Linked DNA regions of Mus musculus: region 2 is linked to region 1. Evidence: chromatin loops called from intact Hi-C (ENCODE). Cell type or tissue: left cerebral cortex. All regions are shown on one strand.

Region 1 (2,500 bases):
GGGATTGGATCCTACCTAGGAGAGGGCGGGGCGTCAAGGGGACCCTAAAAATGCCTAACTCAGCAGCACAGCGAAAATGGAGACCTCAGAGCCAGGTATGGGAAAGAGCCAGGTACCGTGAAGGAAGGGGGATCAGGCGTTCAAGGTCATGCTACAAAGTGAGATAGAGGCCAGCCTGGGCTGCATGAGACTCTGCCTCGAAAAAAAAAGGCCTATCAATTCTGGTGGGGGTAGGGGTGAGGAACGGGTTGGGGGGTGGTGGGTGGGGGGAAAGAAGTCACAACAAGAGAAGCTGACAAAAAGAAAACAAATTGCCTAGAGCCCGGGCAGGCGGGACCTGCACTGAAAAGGCAAATGAACGGGAAAGTAGGAGTAATTGGATGCAGCGAGCCCAAGAGATTATTAACAATCCTTATTGGGCCGCGACAATGAGGGGGGAGGGTCTCAACTGGGGTGAGGGCGGTACAAGGGAACTAGAGGTGGAGTTGGAACTTGATTAAATAAAAAAACTCACAGGAGACAGTCGAAGCGGAAGATACTGGGACGCTATGGTAAAGGAAGGAAGGCGAGGCCTGGGAGCCTCTGGATGAAAGCTGGGGAGGGGCGGAGGCTGCAAGTTGTGGAGTTGAGGGAGGTCTTAGGTTCGCTGTCCTCCTGCTTCAACATTAGCATCCCAAGTAGCTGAGATGACAGATGAGCACCACCATGTCCAACTGGATGTTGCAAATTTGGACTTCGTTAGACGGGGTTAGACCTGGGCGAAGAGGATCCGGACGAATGGGAGACACAGGCAGATGGACAGGGTCTATATCTTATATGAAACACCTTCAATAGTCCAGAGGAAGATGCGACTAGTAAGTGGATGGCAAAGTGGGGCGCTAAAAATGAGCATTTAGAGAGCCAGAAGCCTCCAGGCTGGTGGGATGGAGTTCTGGAAATGAGATGCCTGTTAGGGGAAGGACACTCATTGCTGGGCACGGGGCTGGGGGTGGGCTGGAATAGAGAGATTCATTGGTAGAGACCCCGGAGGATGGTCCACTACGTCTTAGGGAAGGGGCAAAAGTTGCCAGCTGGTGGAAGAAAGGGGATGAAGCGTAGACAACAAAGAGTGCAGACAGAAGGGCCAAGAGATGGGTAAAGGAGTGGGGACCAGGCATGCAGGAAAGAGCGCCACCGGGAGCACGGACAACAGCCTCTCAGCCACGAGGTCAGACGGGACCATTGGGAAGGGGCGGGGTTATGGAGGGAAAAGTGAGAAGCCAGAGGAAAGACCTCACACCTCCGAGCGGGTAGGCCCCGCCCTCTGGGCGGTCTTAGGCGCAGGGCCGGCAGTGCGCGAGTGCAGTGGCTGCGGCGGGGGCTGCAGCGGGAGGAGGCGCCTGCGGGAACGAAGAGGGCGGGTCACGGGCTGCGGCGGTCGCTGGCTCCTCGCCTTCCTCTGCAGGCTTTACGCGGGTTCGTATTCCCGTCTCCAGACCCGTTCCCGCTAATGTGTGTTTGTCACCTTTCTCCGCTGTCTCTGTCCTCCTACCTGTCCCCACCACTCTACGTATCCGGTTTCTCTTTTCTAAATCTGTTTCTCCATGTCTCTATATGTGGATCTCTCCTTTCTCCTTTGGGTCTTTGTCCCCCTCCTCTAGGTATCAGGTTCTCTCTCTCGGTCACTTATCTTCCCCATCTGGATCTCTCTCTCTCTCTCTCTCTCTCTCTCTCTCTCTCTCTCAGACTCTGTCTCTCCCTTTCTGAGTCTCTTCCCCAGCTTCCTATCCCCACCCCTCCCTGGGCTTTTGTTTCTCTCAGGGTCTCTGTCTTCCTCTCTCCCTGGATCTTGGTTCCTCTCTGTCTCTGGGTCTCTTGGCCCTAGTCTTGCCTTGGTCTCTGTCTCCAGGTCCAGATTTTTAGTTCCTCTGTTTCTGGGTTCTCTACCTCAGTCTAACCCCCGTCCTGGCAGTAGTTGAGTCTGTCGCTCCAGGAGAGTTGCAGAAATGGGGCCTGTCCTGCAGACCCGGGAGTGCATCCTCACCCTCCTCCAGACCCTGGAGCCCCCTCCTCTGGAGACTTCAATACTCTGATGGAGGCGCCAGGGCAGAAAATAGAAAAGAGGCGCTCACTGCCCACTTTGTACTCCTAATGCTGGCGTATCACAGAGGGACCTGCTGTGCGAGAGTGGGTGTGGATCCCAGGTCAATTAGGGATAGGCTTGCAGGGATAGGGCGGGGATGGCGATGCTTTAGAGGCTGAGGAATGGACTAGCACGAGGACCTAGGTCACAGTCCTTTCGCACCTCACCTCCACCCCGACTTGCTGCTTTTAGCAGAGGCCATGAACAGGATCCAATTACCAAATAAATTGGTCAGAAGTTGGGAGGGAGGTGGAGGATGGTGAGAGGAAACAGAGAAGACTTGTGAGGTTAGAGGCAGGCAACAGTTTGAAACTCATGAAGGCTTGGGAAACTTGGGTTTCATCACTCCAAGACCTCGCCAGGGTGTAGGGAGAGGGT
Region 2 (2,500 bases), 52 kb before region 1:
AGCTGCCGTGTGGGTGCTGAGAATTGAACACGGGTCTTCTGGAAGAGTAGCCAGTGCTCTTAGCCACTGAGCCGTCTTCCTAGCCCCTACATTGGGCCCTTTTAATTCCTGATCTTCCTGCCTCTGCCCCTCAAGTGCTGAGGTTTACCATCTGTGCCACCACACCCAATTTCACATCCCCCTCCTTGATTTTGTTAAACAATGAAAATCACCAATTCTCTTTTTTTAAAAGATTTATTTATTTATTTTATGTATGTGAATATACTGTAGCTGTACGATGGTTGTGAGCCTTCATATGGTTGTTGAGAGTTGAATTTTTAAGACCTCTGTCCTGCTCACTCTGGTCAACTCTGCTTGCTCCGGCCCAAAGATTTATTTATTATTATATGTAAGTACACTGTAGCTGGCTTCAGATGCACCAGAAGAGGGCGTCAAATCTCATTATGGGTGGTTGAGAGCCACCATGTGGTTGCTGGGATTTGAACTCAGGACCTTTGGAAGAGCAGTCAGTGCTTTTACCCGCTGAGCCATCTCGCCAGCCCGAAAATCACTAATTCTTGCTGTCGCTTCTTGTTCATTATTTGGGACTGGGCCATATGTAGCTCTGGATGGCCTTGAACTTCCTAATCCTCTTGCATCCAACCCCCTTTTTTTTTATTTGTTTTTTTCGAGATAGGGTTTCTCTGTGTAGCCCTGGCTATCTTAGAGCTCTCTCTGTAGACCAGGCTGGCCTTGAACTCACAGAGATTCACCTGCCTCTGCATCCTGAGTGCTGGGATTTGGTTGTCAAGAAAGGAGAGACAACTGCCCACAGTCAGACTCCAATGCTGTCTGCGTCCTCGGGGTCTCCCCTGGGGTTTTCCTACCCTGTGCCGGTGTAGCTGGAGATCCAGACAGAAATAGAGTTCACGGGCTCCCTCTGGACATCTGAAGCTCTCTGTCCTGGTTATAAAAACCCTCCAGCTCACTCTCAAACTGCACAGCTCTGAAAATCTGGGGAACTGGGGCACTGCTCCCCGCTCACCCAGCCCTGCAGCGCCCACTTGTGGCCACCGGGGGGTGCTATTCACCAACCCGGCACTGTCCTGCACTACCTGTTTGCTTTACTTAATTGGGGGCAAACACTACACGTTTTTCTTTTTTCTTTATTTTATCTTTTTGGTGTGTATGTTGGGGATGGGGGTGTTCGAGACAGGGTTTTTCTGTGTATGTCTGGCTGTTCTAAAACTCACTCTGTTGACCAGGCTGCCCCCAAACTCAGAGACCCGCCTGCCTCTGCCTCCTGGGTGCCCGGTGCTGAGTACTGAGATTAAAGGCGCGTACCACCACTTCGTGGCTACAAACCTTTCTGAAACCTGCTTATTTCCCTTCATGCCTCAAGGAATAACTTTATGTTTTAACTAGAACCCAATGGTTGCGAGTGTTGGGGTCAGGTAGGATCTCATGTAGCCCAGATTGGCCCTCAACTTGCTTTATAGTTGAGGGTGACCTTGAATTCTTGATTCTCCTCCCTCAGACTCTCAGATACTGGGTTGGCAGGTATGTGCCACCATGTCTGACTCTGGTGCCTTTTTAATGCATTTCTTTCTAGGCTTCTCTTTTTTCTTCTGTGGGGCCAAGAGCAGAGTAAGCTTTCCCTCCGTGGAGCTGACGGATGCCTGGGAACGTGGCTTGATTCAGGCTTTAATTCAGAGTAGAAAGGGAAACACGCCTCCCACGCAGCCCTGGCGTGCTCCGCCGCAAACATCCATCTATTTAACGTGCTAGTGCAGAGGTGTGCTAGTTGTTCCTGCTGAAAATGTGCATCACCCAAGGCCCAGAGGCACAGGCCTCTTAACCCAGCGCCTGGTTCGCTCAGGATGCTCCTCCCAGAAAGGGCCACCTCCACCTCTTTCCCCCAACGGAGGGGTCCGATGTCCCTCCCCACTAACCCCTGTCACCTGCTCTCTCCCTCAGCTGCCCAGAAGCTTTGCCGCCTCTTGGGACTCGGAGTGACCGACTTCTCCAGAGCCCTTCTCACACCCCGCATCAAAGTGGGCCGAGATTATGTTCAGAAAGCACAAACCAAGGAGCAGGTAGGCGGGATTCAGCGGTAGGCGGGATTCAGTGGTAGGCGGGATTCAGTGGTAGGCGGGATTCAGTGGTAGGCGGGATCAAGCCCTGTGAGGGCAGGAAGGACTGGCTTACGGTTTGTGATCCTGGGACTTTTAAATATTATTATTACAATTATTTGTTTATTTGTTGGGGGAGGGGCACTGCCACAGCATGCAGGCTGGCACCAGAGCACCAACAGCAGTTAGTTTTGTCCTTCTACCACGTGGGTCCTGGGGATTGAACTCAGGTCGTCAGGCTTGGCAGCGAGCTCCTTTATCTTCAGAATCCTCTTACTAGGTCTTTAAGCAGCGTTCCCCATCTCTCACACTCAGCAACCTTGCCTGCCCTTATTCTATCACCAGGCTGGGGGCGGGGTGAGGGTGAGCAATAATGAAAACACAGATCA

What was found. Peaks named below come from ENCODE experiments on the same cell type or tissue, not always from the same donor. Only the 100,000 strongest peaks of a DNase experiment are listed, where the experiment ranks them.
Region 2: a loop joins it to region 1, with 3 times the contacts of the local background. A loop is called at or near these places in 10 of 42 quality-filtered maps.

What each region holds. Positions count from the first base shown.
Region 1 is chr7:44,588,162-44,590,661 of GRCm38, reverse strand. It overlaps a transcript of Kcnc3 not described here. Among named protein-coding and RNA genes, the nearest start is that of Kcnc3, 1.5 kb to the left of the region's middle. In left cerebral cortex, a CTCF peak has its summit at 1,326; DNase peaks (open chromatin) are centred at 645, 1,313 and 2,195; H3K4me3 peaks cover 2,500 bases; H3K27ac peaks cover 956 bases.
Region 2 is chr7:44,640,636-44,643,135 of GRCm38, reverse strand. It overlaps Myh14 (myosin, heavy polypeptide 14), which reads left to right. Exons shown (of 42, transcript NM_001271540.1): 12 at 1,957-2,075. Among named protein-coding and RNA genes, the nearest start is that of 2310016G11Rik, 26 kb to the left of the region's middle. In left cerebral cortex, a CTCF peak has its summit at 1,045; DNase peaks (open chromatin) are centred at 1,042, 1,711 and 2,051.